Linked DNA regions of Mus musculus: region 2 is linked to region 1. The links are chromatin loops, found by intact Hi-C in ENCODE. Cell type or tissue: left cerebral cortex. All regions are shown on one strand. Links, peaks and the distances in the headings refer to the core of each region. The heading gives the core; the rest is flanking DNA.

Region 1 (10,030 bases), core at 1,030-9,029:
TCATTACAGATGAAATGTAGAGCCTTAACTTGACGTAAAGTCATCCTTTATCTTTTATCATACCTTTATCTCTTGCTTATCTGTCCATGTTCAGTGAAAGTAAAAACAAACAAACAAACAATTGTTCTTAATCAGCCAGCCACAATTGTCAGCCGAATTATCAGTAGAGTGTACTTTTGCCACCGTCAAAAAAATCAATCATACCTGACAGCCTTTTTGGAATTTCTCTGGTGTTATCCAGTCTTGGAGCATTCTCAGAATAGAAGCTCCCTAGGATGGAAGAAGAGAGCAATTAAATTAATGAAACTGCAAGGAACAGTATCACTGAGCATTACTGCAACATTTCATGATTGTGTTCCAGCGTTTCTGAAGATCATTCTGATGAATTACAGAGTTTATTGTGCCGTGATAACACACAGACAGACAGACAGACAGACAGACAGACACACACACACACACACACACACACACACACACACACACACACACACACACACACAGCACCCTTTCCATGTATGTGTGTTTCTAAATATCTAAGTGTTGAAGAAAAATTGCTCAAATTGCCATCCTGTCAGTGACTAAATGGTGTCTAAATGGTTGCTGCACTTCCCCTAGTCAGACGGCAGGTGGCAATCTGTTAATGAAAGAAGAGAAAAATGGTCCTCACCGCACATTCTTGGCTGAAGCGCTAATTTCAAGGTGAAATTCTGGCAAACTATTAAGTATACCTCCACATAAGAAATGATAAGTATTTTTAACAGAAGGAAAAAGAAAATATCTACCAAAATATTTTAGTATGGATAGATATGTAATGTAGGCACAAAAATATTTTATATCAAAAGTTTTGTTTCATTTTGCTTTATATATCTCAAGAATTTGAGGCATGCACTGATTCCCAGCATCTTCCATGTGGGTTAATACTAAGACACACTACTTGTGAGATTTTTCTATCAGTTTTCAACTAATATACATGAAAATATTGCCTTCCCACTTAGTAGTTTTCATTACAATTTCCCAAGTATTTTACGTTGCATTTGGACACGGTAAGAATAAAGCTTAGAAACATATTTATTTCTGACACTATTTTAAGCCCCTGGCATACCCAGGACTTAGAGAATTGAGTCTGAGCCTTCCTTTGTGAGTTCCTCAGACGGATAATCAATCATTTAAAAGAAGGCAGAAAAGATGCCACGGGGGCCGGGGGGAGGTGAGAGGAGACACAGAAAATTATGGTATCAACTTCACGTGGTAACTGCTGTCACTTAGGCTGATTTTGATAAACATCATTTTAATAGTTATAAAAACAACCATGTCGGGGTTCATCCATCATAACAGTAGCTTTTCAGTAACTTAATACAATGGCTGAATTGTGAGTGACAAAGACAGGAAGCTACACAGATTTAAATTATGTTAGCACAAGTATGGAACACATGTGGGATGAGGTATGGTAGGAAATGTCGTGAGAGAGAGAATGTCACAGGAACTTGGGCTGCACATTCCTAGCAGTATCTCATCCAGTTTTAGTCTAAAAAATGCCTTGCCTACAAAATACAGGCATCTCTCTCTCTCTCTCTCTCTCTCTCTCTCTCTCTCCCTCTGTCCCTCCGTTCCTTCCCCCCCACCACCACACACACACACAATGGATGAAGATTTCACCCTCAACTAAGCTGCATTTGAATGCTTGTTCTAAACATCAAAGTGTTCTTCCATTAGAATGCCCATGTAGTTAGTTGGCTGTCCTCGTTGACCACACAGCAGAAAAGTAAGACATATTTTCTCTCCAAAAAAAAAAAAAAAATCAAGATAAGAACTGGTAGGATGCTTAGCGGGTAAAGGAGCTTGACTAAAAGTCGGTCAACCAAAGGATGTTCCAAACCAATGCTGTGTATCTCCTACCTTGCTGTATGATATCCCATCAAACACAGATGTTATTTCAGCTGGCGTGGACACGGTGACGACCACTGGATGTGAAGACATCAGGGAGTCGTCCTCTTGCACGGGGAACACATCTTCAAGCAGCACCTGACTGAGCTGACAGAAAGCAGAGAGAGTTAGCACTTCCCTCGGACGGCTTTCTATTTCATAACATGCTACGGATTCAAAGCGGTGGGGACAGAAGCGGCAATGGCTCAGATGGTGTAACAAGGTCTCTGGGTTTTCAAATGAATGCTGTACGATCAAGCCTGTGCCCTCGCTGATTCCTCTCCTCTTTCTGTAATTCTCACTGCTCCGCACTTTAAACTGCACCAAACCTGATGTCCCCTCTTGGGGGTCACCATGAACATTGACCGACGTAGAGACTCAATTGGCCAAAGATGTTGTTTCCGGTTACTTGTCCTTGGAATGTGAACAGTTTCTAATCAATCAAAGAAAGCCCTTGCTCATTCTTTAGTTCTAGGGATCAATTGTGATTTGGCCATAGGTTTTCTCAGTCGAGAGGCATGGCTATGATCCTCACAGTATGGTTGGGCTTCCTTGGCTGAGAGCACAGTCTTTCTCTCTTCTTGATTCATAACTTAAACTAGATCCCTGGTCACTAGCAGTGAGAGCCCCTCCTCTTTGGACTTGTGCACAGGACTCAAAACTCCAGTTCATGTGCAGCACTTGATACATAGTACTGGGTACGCAGGGGAACTCTGCAAATTGTCTGTCATTGTTACTTTGATTCATATGGATGAAGATTCTGCAAACTCACCCTGTTAAACTAGTACTAATTAAAAAAAAAAAACAAAAAAACAAAAAACATCAACACTTTAGTTCTTCTACTAGCTTAAAATATTTCCAAAAAGGGTGCTTGTCATGTTAACTTATATTTCCCAGTGTCATGGTTGCCCTTCATAATAGACAAGGTTCTGTGGTTGGATGATGCCCACAATCACAGTTTGACTTGAATTTTGTTTGTTGGGTGGGTTGGTTGGTTCGGTTTGCATGTCAAGAGGTTTAAGTGAGAAGAAAAACCCGTGTTTTTCTGAATGTACCCTGCCTCTCACATCATTGGGGAGTGTTATTATCTTCTTCAAGCAAAAAGTTGTCACTGATGAAGTAAGTCACAGAGGTATTCATGGGATTTTTCTTTCTAACTTATTTACCAGACTCCTTTCCACACAAGGCCGTAAACTGGGAACTCCGTGAGGACTAAATAAATGTTTTTATCAAATGACTTGATTGTCTGCTCTTAGGTAAATGCAAGATGAATAAATAGGAAGAAGGGAGGGGGGGCAAATTACAGCTATTTATGTGATTATATTCCACTGAGGGGTAAAAGAGTGAGTAATAAATTCTAGAATACACCAATCCCACCCCCACCCCTTCCCGGTCCTGAGAATTGAGCCTAGGACTTTGCCCATGCTAGCAAAATACTCTATCACTGAGATACATCCACAGCCTTGGTTTTCTAAGTCAGGGCTTCACTAAGAATCTCAGGCTAGCCTTGAACTCTTGATTCTGTTGCTTCAATCTCCCAAGTGCAGGGTTCACTGGCGTTTACAACCAAGCTGGGCTTAATGGTGTTTTGAAACATCAAAATTGGAGTTTAACTGACTATTCAAATGTTACAGTTTAATATCAGAATTTGATAAAGGGAGGTCACCAAAATACTTTAATAGAAAAAATAAAAGACAAAATTATTTACCCGTTGTGTAGTTTATTTTCAAAAAATTACGAATTCATCAATGTTTACTGTCATGATGATCGGCAACTGAAGATTTTTACTTGTTTATTTTTATCTCTATTCCTAGCCTTTGTCACCACTGGGACAGGGGAGCTAGCAGTAGAGAGTGTGACAGGAACTGGCTAGTGTGCACTGCATAGGGAGGCCCATGAAACAAAGCATTGCCCCAAATGTTAATAGTTCCCGGGTGGAAAAACCCTGATGTAAATTGTTTAAAGACTCAACTTTGCAGAGCAGTTCCCCTCACCTTTCAAAGAAGGTTAGGGGGGATGCAAGTATTTAATGTAAAAGATAGATTTCCCAAGGGACAGGCTGATGGCACACTCCTTTCATCTCGGCACTCTGGAGGCAGAGGTAGACAGATCTCTGTGGATTCAAGCGGGGAGGGGGAGTCCTGGGGGGGGGGTAGGATTTACAACAATTGCTTCTTAAAACTTTTTAACCTACATCAGCAGCTGGGACTACAGGGACAAGATCAAGTCAACCAAACTTCCCAGCTTGGACTGGGGAGAGCTTATGCTATGTACCCCTAGCTTAGGAGCTGCCCCACCCCCATTGATGGCAGCTATGCAGGGGAGGGTTCCATTTTTCTTCAGGAATGTGGCCCTGGAAAGTCTACCCCATGTTCCAGTAGCTGGTCCTACACCCGAGTGTATTTTCATTTGTTTGTTTGCTGTTTGTTTTGTAAGGACATAAAATTGAGAAGGAAAAGTTGGGACAGTGAGGAGATGGGGGGAAGAGGCAGGAGGCAGGGAAAAAAAAAAGTTTTAAAGTTGAAAAAGGAAAACTGTTATAGACTCTTGCGCCCCAGGGAAGTTAAACTTCTGTTGGATGGTGTGCTCCTGTATTTTTAAATTTGCCCTTTAGTAGCTTTTCAGCGACACTTAGGAAGCATTGGAGTTTAGAGGTCACTTAAAAATACTTTCAGAAGTCAGAGAAAGATAAAAATAACTCCAAGTTGAGCAGTCTTGTTATTTCTTTATCAAATTCACGTGGGAGACTAAGCCCTTTAAATACACTTTATTGTTCGCCTTTACAACAACTGGACGAGGCAGTTCTTTTTAAAGGGATGCAGACAAGGTAAGTTACTCAATGTCACAAACTAGTCCAGTAGAGGGCAGTATTCTACATACTTCATGGTAATCTACATCTACACAGAGATAGGTATACACATCTATGGAGTGAACACACATGCATATATTCAGCCAGAGACGAATACTTACACGATCTAAATACAAACAGAAAAGGCTTAATTTTCCTAAAGAAAATTCTGTAGCAATCCTGGAAAGTTTTATTCCAGGTCCCTTGAGAGCACACTGAGAACGTTCACTAAGCCTACAGTTTGACAACTTGAACGCTTACTTGATACTGAACAATGCTCTCATCGGACATGAAAGGGAGAGCTGACCCAGAGAAGAGCGTGCACCTCGCTTGTGGCCAGGCTTCCTGCTGTGCATCTGAGAGCTGATGCATTTAGGATGTGAGCTTGCACCTAACTGCTAAGTTTTCACCACATCACAGCCTTGCAGCAACCAGCTCAAGTCAAAGAGCTTATAAAATAAGACTTGGGAAGGGCTGACACCCTACTTCCTGGAAATGCAAGGTGGGCGTTTCTTACACTTTCTGCCCTGATCCCCCATCTAGACAGGTGTTTGTCTATGGCTCCCTACTGCCTCAATGACCAGGTAAAGGCTCTTGGCAAAGAGCAGCTCAGGGGAAGTTCCTGGCTCCTGGCTTCTGACTACCTTCACAACGGATATTTGACACTGATCCTAGACCTCTGTCAAAGGCTTCAGTTGGGTTTCCACGAAGAAACAGATTCAGATTGTGTTAGGACTCACCATCTGCCAGTCTTTTTCTGCGTGGTTTACTCCCAAGAACTCGAAGAACGAAGCAAATCCTTCATTTAGCCACAAGTCGTCCCACCAGTCCATGGTCACAGTATTTCCAAACCACTGAAATGAAAAGCAACGGGGAAATAGATGCTTACTCTCGCAGTAGGGAGGTGCTAGGAAATTTCATGGCGTGGATTTGTAACTGACACAGAAGCAATCAGTATTGTACCTAACATGTATTTCCCACTTCATCTTGATTTGAGGAATGTTAAATTCTCCAGTTTATTAATATAATTTAAGGAATATATAATGTTATAGGAAGGTCTCTTGTGTTTTTATTAAATGCAAAACAGTCTAAAACTGTGGTTCTCAGCCTTCCTAATGCTGCCACCCTTTAATGCAGTTTCACACGTTGTGGTGACCCCAACCATAAAATTATTTTTTGTTCCTACTTTGTAACTCTAATTTTGCTACTGCTATTAATCATAATAGACATATCTGTGCTTTCTGATGGTCTTAGGTAACCTCTGTGAAAGGGTCATTTGACACCCACCGGGTGACCATCCACAGGTTGAGAACCGCTGGAAAGTTTCTGTGCAGTAAAATATTAGTGAAGGCTTAGACTAGCTTTCACGTGGGATGTTCTGAGTGGGTCTGTTTCACTTCGTTAGTCATCCACACTTTGTATTACTGCTGTGGAAAGAGGCCAGTTTTAAAAAGCAAGTGGATTTGTTTCAGGGAGGCCCTCTCTACCTGGTGTACAAGTTCGTGGGCAACCACGCTGGCCACTCTCTGCTGGTTAGATGAGGCCGATAGTAGGGGGTCGTAAAGCAGGTTTGTTTCTCGGTAAGTGACAAGTCCCCAATTTTCCATGGCGCCGGTGCCAAAATCTGGAATAGCAATTTTATCTGTGGAAAAAGACAGTCTGGTGAGAAATGCATTCTTTCCACTTGTTCACAGCGTCTCTTACCAAATTAACTTCTTTGGTTGACTTTGTTTTTTAAGGCTAAAAATAATGTTTCAGAGTGAGAGGCAGAAATCGTTTGTGCACAAACTCAGTCCTAATGCTCTCAACATTCCCACGGAGAAGTTCCTGTAGCCTCCAGACTTCAGTGTGTCGTCCCTCCCTAGCCCTCCCTTTTCTCTGAAGGATTACATGACTGCTCTTTTATTCCAAGCCTCTCTGGTTTTATGTCTTTTCTTCTCTTTACAGTAATTCATTTTTATTACTTTCCCCCATCTTTTATTTATGACGTTGGTTATAAACAGCACCTATTTGGGGGATACAGTGTTAGGGAAAAAAAAAGAGTGAAGCCTTTAAATGAGAACTGAGAAGACAGAACATGTGAGTTCAGAGAGACAGCTTGCATGTCAAGGACACAGACTTAGAAACCCGAGTGATGTACAATTTAAGGACAGTCTGATTCTCGGCCAATCTAATGTCCCTTTCCTCTTTTCCTCCACCTTCCCTTTGCCATCTTCCTTTGTATTTTAAATAAGCTAGAAGGACATGGAATTGACCAATTTCTCTCTCTATTTTTTTATCCAGGTCACAGGAATTTCTGTCCTATTTTCTCTGGATTTTAGAAATAACACCCAACAAAGGGAAGCAACATTGAACACTTCCACATTAAATCTGCATACAGGAAAAACACCGATTATCAGGGAATACAGCTTCCCAAGCTAATGAACTGTAACCTGAATATAATTTTTATTACTACTATAATTTAAATGAGGCACAAAATTTTAAATAAGTGAAATTTCATTCTAACATGTAAGAAAGAGGCCTTTTTGATTAAAATTTCTTAAAGATTTGTATGAAAGAATAGTGTATATATATATATATATATATATATTCATTGAAAATCAAGGTAAGAGTCGTGATTTTCTTGTCATGTTCTCATTGTAGGGGTCGCTCTTACTGTGGCATAAGAATAGCCCTCAAGCTTGGGAAAGTATGACCCTATAGCCAACAGTTTTTACAATGTTGGAAAGTACAATTTGCACAAATCCTTGAGCAAATGCATGCAATCTCTTCTCTAGTGAACACGGACATTATAATTAATTAATGTCAATTCAATTACCTTTTGATATGAGTGAGGACATCACTTCCAAAGGCTCTAGTATACAGATAAATCTGAAAGTGTTAAAGACACCCAGGGAAGCACATGGGAGAGAAGAGAAGAGGGAGAGAGAGAGAGAGAGAGAGAGAGAGAGAGAGACTGGTGTGAATTCTGCATCTGGGGTCACCGTGATCACAAGGAGTGAGACAAAGACAATGAACTCTGCATTCCAGTTCCTGTAACATTCGGAATTTTCCTCTGAGTCTGGTAGAAAGCTACTTGTCTTTCTGTTTCCTCTCATAATTTATATGTGGTATAAAGGACCATTGAAGTGAAAATGAGATGTGGGGGTGTACACACACAGAGCCACCGTGCCTTTTGCCTTCTACGGAATTTATTAAGGTGGTAGATACTAGATAGGGAAGTAGATTCTTGGTTTTCTCTCTCTCTCTCTCTCTCTCTCTCTCTCTCTCTCTCTCTGTGTGTGTGTGTCTGTCTGTCTGTCTGTCTGCCTCTCTCTGTGTGTCTGTCTGTCTGCCTCTCTCTCTCTGTCTCTCTCTCTCTGTCTGTCTGTCTGCCTCTCTCTCTGTCTCTCTGTCTCTGTCTCTGTCTCTGTCTCTGTCTCTGTCTCTCTCTCTCTCTCTCTCTTTCTCCAAGACAAGGATTCTCTGTGTAGCCCTGACTAACCTGAAACTCATCCATAGACTAGGCTGGCCTTGAACTCAGATCCACCTGCCTCTGCCTCCCAAATTCTGGGATTAAAGCTATGCACCACCACAGCCCAGGCAGTTGGTTGGTTTTCTTAAGACCTTCCCTTCAAGTGTCTCCAAGGGTCTTACAGTTACATCTCTGTTCAAACTGGTCACTCAAGCTTGTCTGTGCTGTTGATGGAGACAGCATGTCCATACATTTGGAATATGGCTTTCCTTGCATATTACCAAAAAATAAAAATAAGATGTGTTTCTCTCCACACTGAAGAAAAGGAAACTCTAGAAGGAGCTCCAGTATTTCATTCCCGGGGCTGGAAAGTCTTGCACAACAAGGGTCGGGTGGGAAGCACACGAGCCTCTTACGACATCGCTGACCCTTACTGTTTTCCAACTCCCTTAGGAGGGCCAGGCATGCAAACCATTGGCGGAGTCCTGATTTTTAAATCTAATGATGTAGGTGGCTGTTTTGGCCCCACCGTGAGCAAGCTCCGCAGGAGCTGCTTTCTGAATCAAAGATTAGCTCTTCCTCATATAAGAGGAGAGAGTGGCTATTATTTTTGAAAGACTCCAGCGTGGATCTTTGAGCTTGTAGTTCCCGTCAGACACGAAGTGCATGCACATACTAAAAAGACTCAGAGATGATCAGTAATTCATGGTGATAGAATTAGACACACTAGGTTAACTTAGGCTTTAAAAAAAAAAGATAAAACAAAACAAACAAACAAAAAACCCAAAGGCAACTTGAAATGAGGAATTAAAAGTGTTTTCTCACCCAGTTTAGGAAGCGCATACTCCATAGCGAAGTAGTCTTCGAAGTAATCAAATACAGCTTGGGTTATGTTTGCCGCATACTCTGCTGTCTCCTTCTGATTGGGCTGGACATAGACCTTGAGCTAGTAAGGAAACACAGACATTCAGGAAGATAAGGCTTCATCTGATGACACACACACCCACAAACCGTGAGGCATGGTATAACTGACCGCCAGAGGCCCTTGCAGCCAGCTTCGCGTCTGAAGCCCCAGCCTGCTCTGTGTAGCCTTGCACAAATCACTTCTCAGCTCTAAGACTTGGGTAAAAAGGGTCATTAGGATGTAACTGTGTGACATTAGTGAGTAGAAACAGCTTAAGGCGCAGTGATTGGCATGCAAACCATTGGATAAGTTTGCTACCAAAGCCTGATAGCGTGTCAGACATTAAAATATATCATCGCCTTTTAAAAATCTGTATTGTCTGGGGCTGGAGAGATGGCTCAGCAGTTAAGACCACTGACTGCTCTTCCAGGGGACCTGGGTTAAATTCCCAGCACCCACATGGCAGCTCACAACTGTCTGTGACTCTAGTCCCAAGAGATCTGACACCTTCACACAGACATACATGTAAGCAAAGCATCAGTGCACATAAAATAAAAATAAACAAATCATTTTTTAAAACAAACAAAAAAACAAACCCTTGCATTGTCTTTTTGGTGTCTATGTCTCTATTTATTTTTCCTTATACCCACTGGTTTGTCCTGTGTACACAGTTCCCTGTGAGGAAGCAAACTCATTTCATTCTTTCCTCTTTGTGACATTACACTCTGCTTTTCTAAATGGCCCAGCTATGCTCCAATTTCACTCCCAGAGCCTAAAATACGATGACTCAAACTTTTCCCAAGAGGGAGTGAGTAAGAACCTTCCATCCTCTGAGGTGCTGGCAGATTATTTTATGTTCCTGTGACCTAATTTACAAACCAAACTGAGTGCAGATTTTTGT
Region 2 (10,030 bases), core at 770-8,769, 320 kb after region 1:
TTAGGCTAGCTCACAAGCCCCTCGCTGTCTGTGTCTTTGCCTGTAAGTTAGGCACGATAATGTCTCTTGGAGCTAGGAGCTTGCACCATCTTGTGGCTCACATGTGAGACATCCTGAGATGTCTACAGAGTCAAGTTTGAGCCCACCACAACTGAGGCTGGCACGGCTAGGACTCAAACTCAGGTGAGTTTGACACTTTCCCTATTGGTCCTGAAGGAACTGAAGCCATCGGTCGTATTACACAGAGAGACGTCCATGTGACTCGTAGGGAAATGTGATAGAAGTTTCAGTAATGTAAGATCCTGGTGCATTTGAAGACAAAAAATCCTAAACTGAGGTCTCAGATCCTATAGCCGTACATCTATGCCTGTGGCAGCTGCTGATGGACAGCCAGAATGGTACCCGTTGCCCTCAGACTTATCTTACTTTCTCCTTGCCTCCTGACTCTGCACTCTGCAAGGCTGGGTTTTTATCAAGTTAGTCATTCAAAGTTGGCCCCAGAGTGTTAGTATTTTGCCAGGTTCTTGAAACAAGTGGGTCATTTCCAAGTTGTACACTCTAGATGTAAGGACCTGCTCAGCTATATTTAACATGTCGGGTCACTGGGAGACAAGGAGTTATAGTATTTAAACAACACTCAGACCCTTACCTTTCTCTTTTATTTGGGGGAGAAAAAAAAAGCTGCTTGTATTTACCAGTCAAGGGAATTAAATTGACATATCAGAAGTTGAATCAAAGCCAGCCCATCCTATCAAACAAAATTCAAAACAACTGTCTAAAGCAGGAGTTCTCTGGCTTATCAAGGGAGTGGCGAATGGAGACAGCAGCTGTACAAGGCACACCCACCATGGTACTTGTTTTCTGTGGCACATTAGGAGCTATTTGCAAAGCTTCTATGTACTCTTGAGTCTTTTCCCACCAACTGTGTTCTGCCAGAAGCCTTCAGGACCAATGGAATCCATATGGCAGCTTGTAGCATTTGCTTAGCCTAGAAGTGCTTTAAGTGGGTATGTGCTAACTTATCAGTCACTTTTAGATGTCACTACAAATGAAAATGAACCGGAAGTGGTTTCCTCGTGAACTGGGCTGACCTTTTCCACCCCACACTTTTCCTATCACCTGTCTTCAATTCCACTTACTCATTCCCGTCCTGTTGCGAGACTGTTGTTCTTCAAAAAGGAAGCAATGTTTGTGTGACATTACAACTCCAAAGGAATCTTTTTTTTTTCTCAATTATGAACTAAAGATGAATCCCAAGGACTAAATATGAAGGAAACATTATAAAATTAGAAATCAGAGTTTCATCCTACAGAGAAATCTCTCACTTTTTATGTTGCTGAAAGATAAAACTGGTCTAAAAAGATGAAAGAAAGCAATGAGAGTTTAAAATTAATTTTCCAGTACCTTCCGGGGGCGGGGGCAGAGGGTCTTGTTGAACTCTTGAGTTCTGATTATATGGGCCATGTCAGTTATGATTCATCTCATGTACAGTTTAATGGGCCTTTTGAGCCACCGTATTTGGGAGATTTTCCAAGTTTCTAATTGAAGTATCTGGTTTAATATTCCAAGGAGAAATAAATGAATCAAAAGGCTGAGAGATGCCTCAGTGATTAAGAGCACTGTCTTTCTTTTTCCTGAGGACCCAGATTAAATTTCCAGTCTTGGCGGGGAGGGGCGTTGAGACAGGGTTTCTCTGTGTATCCTTGGCTATCCTGGAACTCACTCTATAGACCAGGCTGGCCTTGAACTCAGAAATTCGCCTGCCTCTCCCAATTGCTGGGATTAAAGGCGTGTGCCACCAGGACTTCAGTCCCAGAGGGATCCAACGCCCTCTTCTGGCCTCCAAGAGCACTGCAGGCCAGTGGTTCACAAACATACATCAAGCTAAGCATCTATACACACGAACTAGTAAGAAAAGTTTAAATAGACAATCGTCCCCTAAAGTTTGACATTCTCTACCGAGAACAAAGTCTTCTGGAGTGGAAGGGCTCGGCCCTTGAGCTATGTGTCTCTGGTAGAGATGACAGGGGTGTGGAGGTGACCTTATTCCATCTGACATCTACAGTCTGAATCCTCTCCTCGGGTCAATATGCATGACAGCAGTTGCTGGGTGGCGGTTGTTGGGTTTTTTGGTTTTTTTTTGTTGTTGTTGTTGTTGGTTTTTTTTTGTTGTTTTTTGGTTTTGTTTTATCCTGTCCTGGGATTGTTGGGTGTTTGTCCTGCTATGGATATTGTCTGAGTCTAAGAACAATGTCAGCTCAGATTATGTTATCAGAAATATTAATAGCCCCTCCTGTGTTCATAAAGAGGGGTCAGCCATTGCCAAGTTTTAACAACTGACAAAATGTCATACACTTATTATGAAAGAAATTGTAACTTTGTTGCAATTACTTTTGAATGGAGATAGATTGCACAATTACTTTTTGATGCAATTACTTTTGAATATACACACACACATCTCCCAAGGTCTGCACCAAAAGTACAATTACTTCCAGGATTAGATAAGGAAATTGTCTTAGGGCGCGCACACACATGTGCATGCACGAGTGCGTGTGTTCGTGTGTGTGTGTGTGTGTGTGTGTGTGTGTGTGTGTGTGTGTGTTTCACATGTCTGTACCATCTATAGGATGTTAAGGAGGTTTTGCCCTCCACATGAGTTCTTCAGTATCTGGCCCTTACTGTTAAATACTTGGTGGTTCAGTAAATGAATCAGGATTTTCTCCGACAATCCCAGGGCTTCGTCACGAGCACCTCTGTTGTTGTTTATGTTTATCAGTGATGAGCAGTCACCCACTTAAGGCGTTATTGAAAATGTCAGTCTAATACACATTTATTTAAAAACAAAGAAAAAAGCAATATTGACTGTATAGGCCTGGAGTACAAAGAACATGGTTCTTTTGACAGCCTTCCCAATTTAGTGTCTACTAGCTATTCCTGGTATCTCCTGTGGAAATTCAAAACACACTTCCTTACCCTGAATCGAGAGGCCAGTGGTAGCACCTTAGCTAAACAGGGCAGTCGGCCGGCCGGCCTCCTCACTGCATTTATGCCTCAGGTGGCTGACCACACACTCTCTCTCTCTCCTGTCACTGAAAAGCAAAACTAAACTCTGCAAGAAAAAGCGTATGCCTTCAGAACCAGTAGATAGCCAAGTACAGGATGAGTGCATTTTACAGCAGGAAAGACCTTACTGTGGTGGTTATCCAGCCCCATGACCCACTGCCGCCCAGGCTCTCAGCTCACCTGCCCCTCAGGACGACCTTTGTCAGCTGACTAAAGCAACCATGCACAAGAATGAGCTGCTTGTCCCTGCCAGCAACCTCTCTTCCAAGATGTTCTCTGGGAAACGCTCATATCTGGGCTGCAGAAATAGCTCAGCGGATAAGAGCACTGATTGCTCTTCCAGAGGTCCTGAGTTCAAATCCCAGCAACCACATGGTGGCTCACAGCCATCTGTAATGAGATCGGATACCCTCTTCTGGGGTGTCTGGAGACAGCTACAGTGTACTGACATATAGTAAATAATAAATCTTTAAAAAAAGAAAGAAAGAATGCTCATATATGTCCAGTTATGAACTTGCTAGCTGACATAGGTTGTGGGGTTTGCAATCTGATTGAGAAAGCAGGGAGTCTGGGCCAATCCCGGTTGTCCTCCTCCCAGTCACCCCACTCACGACCCCTGTCCTCTGCCCCCATCTCCATCCCTGCTTATCCCATGGGTCAGAGGCTGCTCAGCAACATGCTCTCAACAGCAAGGCCTTCAGGCCAGCAGAACCTCTCCAGGAAGAGGGCAAAGAGAATGACCTGAACTTCAGTTGTGGGCATGAATAGAGTGTTTCCTTACAAAAAGGACCAGTGATGTGCCCAGGGAGGGACAGGCCTGCCAAGCCTACCAGAGAAGCGTGGTCACGGAGCCAAAACCGCACTTTTTTTTTTTTTTGAAGCTGTGTCTATCACACAGCCTCTGGAAGGAACGAACGCAACTTACAGAGGAAAGGGCTCTCCTTCAAGTCTAGTTTAGTAATGCGTCATGGCATGGTGCTGTTAGAAGGAAGAGCCACCTGATCTGACGTACACATGGCTGAGATGTGGCAGAGGCAGAGCTAGCGGCTCCCCAACAGCGGCATTGTCACAGCTCAACAATACGCCTTTGCCCATGAACACAGGGGCCCAATGGCTGGCACTGACATAGTCCCTCAAAAGTGCCACTGTCCTCAGTTCTCAGGCAGCCTTATTGTTCAGAGCTCAGGGAATGAGGCTTCTGTCCAAATATGAGACAATAATTTGTGCTGTATACTTGATAGCAGTATTGTGGGTCACCGTGATGTAAAAGATTGTCTAAAGTAGTCCACCCCTCCCCAGTTCCAACTTTCAACCCTGTGAATAACTACTTAACACCCCCCCCCCAGCTGAAATGCCAGCAAAATGTCTGCTGCATTTCCAGACAATACACCCTAAGAACAGAGAAACCATTTCCAATCCAAAGCAGCTCTCCCGCTCCATTGGCTTCCCTACACAGGAAGTCTCCCAGAGCCATTAAATCCATTGTGCTAAACAGTTAACAACTGAGGGGGTACATTTAACTATTAACAATTAAAAATTAGCCGGGCAGTGGTTGCGCATGCCTGTAATCCCAGCCCTTGGGAGGCAGAGGTAGGCGGATTTCTAAGTTCGAGGCCAGCCTGGTCTACAGAGTGAGTTCCAGGACAGCCAGGGCTACCCAGAGAAACCCTGTCTCAAAAAAACAAACAAACAAACAAAAACAATTAAAAGTTAGTAATAAATTACAGTGATGTCCAAAGTTTGGAAGATTGTCTTGAACCTGCTCTGCCTACTTGCAGTCAATCTGGTAGTGATAGAATAGAGAGACATCTCTGGGCCACATGGGTTTTGGGTATGTCTGATGGGCTGGGTATGATGGAGAAGGCTATAGTTACAAAATAGACTTATACAGAAAAGTCCCAGGTGTAGCCAATGTGTCTTGTACTACACAGGGTCCCTTGCTTCAGACTTAGCAGAAGTCATTGGGAGCTCCTCTACTGGTGTATGGTGCAAGATAAGCCTCATGTATCTAGTATGTACTGTCCCGGCAGTACCAGTGACTGGCTGCACTTTTGAACCACAAAGGTCATTTCCTCACTGAGTGTTAAAGAAACAAGTCAATTGAAAGTCACATCCATGTGCCAGGTTTACCTAGGGCTTTGGGCTGCAAGTGATGGAAAGAAGGTTTACAAATTGATTTCTGCAATACAAGAAGTCTTGAGCCAAGGGGAACTGGAACGTAGTCTCGCTCGCCACCTCAGCCACATCCAGACCAACTATTTTGCTCTCCTGGCTTGACTTGGTCCTCGGAGCTGCCAAAGGCCTGCTGAATTGTCGGACAGTGTGTATTAGAGAGCGGAGAAACCTTTCCCAACCCATCACATTGGCTAGAACGGACCACATGGACTTTCCTAAGAGAAGTCTCTCCTGAGTCGGGGTCCTAGAACTGGTTTATACGCTTGATTGCTCCTATACTATACAGAAAGGGTTTGATTTTCTTAGAAGAGTAAGACCCTGGGTCACCCTGAACAAAGGATGAGGAGTGGGGGAGGGGAGTTCTTGATTCTTCCTCAGCCACTGGATGACATATCTGTGGTTTTTTTCCAAAGCAGCAGACTAAGATCTAAAACCTTAATTTGGAAAAGTTGGAAACTTTCATGTTAAAGTTGGTGGACCATCATCCCAGGAAGCAAGGGGAGAGGGACTCAAGTTAAGAGTGAACATTTCCATTATCCAACTTGTCCAATGAAATCGAGATCACTGCCTCTACTTTCGGGCTGTAGAGGCATCCTCACCAGGAGTTAAACCTGTTCGAGATTTGAAAGGGACAAAGAGCCAGCCTTGGGGTGAATAAGCTTCCAGAGGGAAGAGTACTCAAAAGCCCTGAGGCAGAGAATGTGATGTGCCCAGCAGTGCTGGCACACTGAGCAGAACATCAGGAGGTGAAGGTGATCGAGCAGTAAAGAAGCCACTCAGAGTTGTGCGATCCCTGGTCAGGAATGTGGGGGTAGGGGCGTTGTCTAGATGCAGAGAGCCACTGAAGGATAAATTTCATCACTAACCAAAAAGTGACAGTGCCTATTGAAATGAGGGACACTATCCTTAGAGATGCTGCTTCCCGTCCCGATTTAGACATTAATCAGGAAGTCATCTTTAATTCCTTAAGTCTCAGCAAAGTCAACTTTTAAGTTCTCTGTATGTAGTGGACAAAGTTCCTGGTCGGATTAGCTGAGTGACTTGTAACTCTTACGCAGGAAAAGTGTTTTCTCTAACTCCTCTTGGAAAATTCCATTACCCAACCTGGTGAGGGTGCCACTTCATCCCATAGTGGGTCGTATATGTAGCTCCCACTGACTGTAGGAAGGCTGTGGTATCTTATGGAGAAGAGAAGGGAAGGCCAGGACATCTCTCCGTGGAGCCAGCCATCTCTCTCTGCATAGAGACTGTAGATGCCATCCTGGGTCACACACATTAAAGTTTCGCTCACAGTGACATCCCCTTGCTCCAAATGCCAAGTGCTTTCATGCTTCACATTATTACATCAATGTGTTCCAGAATGCTCCTGTTTCCTTATCAGGTCCTGGCTAAAAAGGGGTTTTGTTTGTTTTGTGTTTATAGTGTCGATAAGCTTTCCTCTCTTTGACGTTTTTATGGAACATCTGTGACTAAGTGGAGGCAAACCTGTCAAGCCAAGAACAGTGTTGGCAGTTTGTATACTCAGTTGGGTGGATACTTAGCTCTTCTAGGGTGAATGGAACTCTTCTTAGGGCTGGTAGTAGAGAGAAGTCTAGAAGGTACTTTTGATGCAAACACAGATGAGCAACAGGACATGGCCAGGACCAGCAGCTTGGATCCTGCTGCAGGAGCCAAGGCATCTGCTCCAGATGTGGAGGGAGAGTTCGCTTAAAGACACTAACAGACTTTCAGGGATGAGAGCCAACGGGACTTGGAAAGGGACTGGATGCAGACAGAGCAGAGGTAATGCCAAGGACGTAGAGCTATTCTGTCTCCTGTCAGTGAAATTGGTCCCAAGAGGAAATAGTTCCATCTGAAAGCCCGGTGAGGACTGAGTCTTCTTTCCATGACCTCATTGTGGAGCACAGAGAAAGAGCAAACAGTCATCAAAACCCAGTACCAAGAGTAGTGCTAGCTCCTTTACAGGGCGTTTGAAGCTTGCCCCAGGTAACTGGGTACTAGGATTCTTCTCTGCCTGCTATGACCAGTGGCAGACCTGCCTTCTAAGGATACTCGTATTAGTTATACAGCCCATCATTATTGGAGGGAAGTATGGCAGAAGGACCTTAGGTAGCTGGCAATGTTCCATCACTGTCAGGTGGGCCAGGCTATACAGCTTCAGGGCCACCTCCAGTGGCGTGCTTTGTCTCGTCAAAGGCTTTACCTTGTAAAGGTTCCAGACCCTTCCAGAACAGACCACCAGTTGGAGACCAGGTGTTGAAATGAATGAGCTTATGGGGGTTAATTTATACTCAGACCTTGGGCTGGACAGATGGCTCAGTGGGTAAGAGCACTGTCTGCTCTTCCAGAGTTCCTGAGTTCAATTCCCAGCAACCACATTGTGGCTCAAAACCATCTATAATGGGACCTGATGCCCTCTTCTGGTGTGTAGTTATACATACAGACAGAGAGCATCCATAGACATACTCAGACCCTAACAGCGGTTAATGGTGAAGGTGAACTTGAACTTGGTCTCCTGACTGTTGTCTCTTTTCTCTCTTCCTTTCGGAAGTATATTCGGTGCTCTTCGAACTGGTGCTTACATGCTGTACATTCTGATGACCAAAGGCCTGAAGCAGTCAGTTTGTGACCAGAGTTTTTACAATGGACCTGTCAGCAAATTCTGGGCTTATGCATTTGTGCTCAGCAAAGCACCCGAACTAGGTGAGTGTCTGTTTCCCCTCCCACCCCACCCCACCCCACCCCCACTGCAGCTTCACATACCCAGGACTTACTAAGCATGAACCAAGAAACACAATGCGGAGCTCTGTCTTCTGCTGGCTGCTGAGAAGCTAGAATGCCTGAACTCTAAACATTTGACTGACTCTCTCCCACCCCTTTGCTCCTTGTTGATGTCGCTGTCCATTATGTATATTGATGTCTCCATCAATTCAGTCACGCAAGACCTGTGTTCATATTCTGATCCTCATAGGAAAGGGTTTTAGGTAGAGCTTTTGGCTACTCTTCCTTAGTCCTAGGAAGACAGCCATCAATCCAAGAGTTTTTGAATGCCAACTTCCTAACAATACTAAAAATAGGCCACTCTCAGGGATTTATAAAATAACACACGGTCCCTTCTCTAAGGCCCATTAACAGCTGAGCTAATATTAAAATGGGAGAAAAAGAAGAACAGCGCTACAGTTTCCAAGTCATGGAGATAAGCAAACGTCTCTCTGCGGTCAAGATTCAGACTCGGAAATCAAGCTTTGCTTTGGGGGCTTCTGTTCTCATTAACTGAGCTAACTATTGGCTTCTGCTGCTTCATTTTATCATCCCTGAGTCTGGCCCTGGGGAAAGGGAATGTAGGGCACCTGCTAGACATGGGTGGAAATTCTCCCTCTGCTTATAGATTCTCTTCGCCCTTCGGTGGTCTTGAAAGTAAGGGTGGCATAGGCTTGCCGAAACACGTTAAGTTATGTCATGGACCTGTTATGAGTACGGTTTTCTGGAAATGTGTCCTTATTGCTAGAGTAAGGAATCCACTTGTGAGGGTGAGCTGAGTGAATCCGTGACTAGCGGCCACCAGCTCACAAACTGGAGTATATTCTTCTTGAGGAAGACAGGTCACCCTTCCATCTGGGATTCCTAATATTTTTAGTCCAAGATCAATAATTATGTGGCTTTAGTGGAACTGAGTTGAATTGTGAAATCAGAAGGTACAAATGTTCTTTTTTTTTTTTTTTGTCTTCTTTAAACAGAGGCGAGAGTGTGTAGATTTATGGGAGACTTCTCCGGTCTGTTCTGACACTAGTGTTTTGTAAGCTCATCAGAGTTCGTGGTCACACATCTGTGTAGATACTGTTCTCTCGAGTGTGTTGGGGGAGCAGCTGAGCCACGTGTCACAACATGGTGTAAATCTACTGCCTTTGAGTAGCTGACAGTTGGATTGATGGCTGTCTTCCTAAGACAAAGACTAAGGAAGAGTAGCCAAAAGCTCTACCTAAAAACCTTTCCTATGAGGATCAGAATATGAACACAGGTCTTGCGTGACCTAGACTGAATACATTAACAATGATGTGTGTGTGTGTGCACATGGTAGGCATACACACAGGTAGCACCATGAACACAAATTGAAAATAAGATGCACTGATAGAGATTCTCTCAGTCAGTGAATTTATATAAGCACCTACCATTCAGATATAAATCTACTTTACCCAGAATTTTATAATATGGTAACTACAGATCAAGCCCCAGGAAATTTTGTGTGACTGTGGGTGTGTGTTTGAACACATTGGTGTGTAGGATGCAGGTATATACATGCCATAATGTCCATTAAGAGGATGGAGGGCAGACGGCCTTGTAAGCTGAGTCCTTAGCTTTCACCATTTGAATTAAGGTCTGGGGGAGGGTTGGCACATGCCTTTAAATCCCAGCATTTGACGCAGGGGTGGGCGGATCTCTGAGTTCAAGACCAGCCTGATCCTTAGAGGAAGTTGTAGGACAGCCCGGGTTAGTGTTTTTTCGAGAGTGCACACCATGCTAGTTGACCCCAGCCCTGTCTCTACCTCTTCCCTTAGACACTTGCTCTACACATCCAGCTTTTTTTATGAGTTCTGAGAATTCCAGCTTAGGTCCTCATGTTTCTTGTTGAGGTTCACCTTGACTAACATATAGAAACTCTAACTATATATAGATACCACACTAACAGTTCGCCACTAAGGCCAGTATGGTGACATCTGTCATCCAGTTCCAGATCCTTCATGTAACGGCATGGAAGTTAAAATCCTTCATGGAAGTATTTTAATATCTGACT

The links. Hi-C counts contacts between places; a loop is a spot of excess contacts. Peaks named below come from ENCODE experiments on the same cell type or tissue, not always from the same donor. Only the 100,000 strongest peaks of a DNase experiment are listed, where the experiment ranks them.
Region 2: it touches region 1 in a loop (4-fold over the local background); 9 of 42 quality-filtered maps call a loop at or near these places.

Annotation. Positions count from the first base shown.
Region 1 is chr3:129,303,511-129,313,540 of GRCm38, forward strand. Enpep (glutamyl aminopeptidase) reads right to left here. Exons shown (of 20, transcript NM_007934.3): 4 at 9,051-9,171; 5 at 6,259-6,413; 6 at 5,512-5,625; 7 at 1,897-2,031; 8 at 205-270. Among named protein-coding and RNA genes, the nearest start is that of Enpep, 24 kb to the right of the region's middle. In left cerebral cortex, for the core only: CTCF peaks have their summits at 4,765 (motif pointing right) and 5,586; DNase peaks (open chromatin) are centred at 4,794, 5,562 and 6,256.
Region 2 is chr3:129,620,494-129,630,523 of GRCm38, forward strand. Elovl6 (ELOVL family member 6, elongation of long chain fatty acids (yeast)) reads left to right here. Exons shown (of 5, transcript NM_130450.2): 4 at 7,790-7,941. Among named protein-coding and RNA genes, the nearest start is that of Gm35986, 93 kb to the left of the region's middle. In left cerebral cortex, for the core only: a CTCF peak has its summit at 1,841 (motif pointing left); DNase peaks (open chromatin) are centred at 930, 1,829 and 4,109.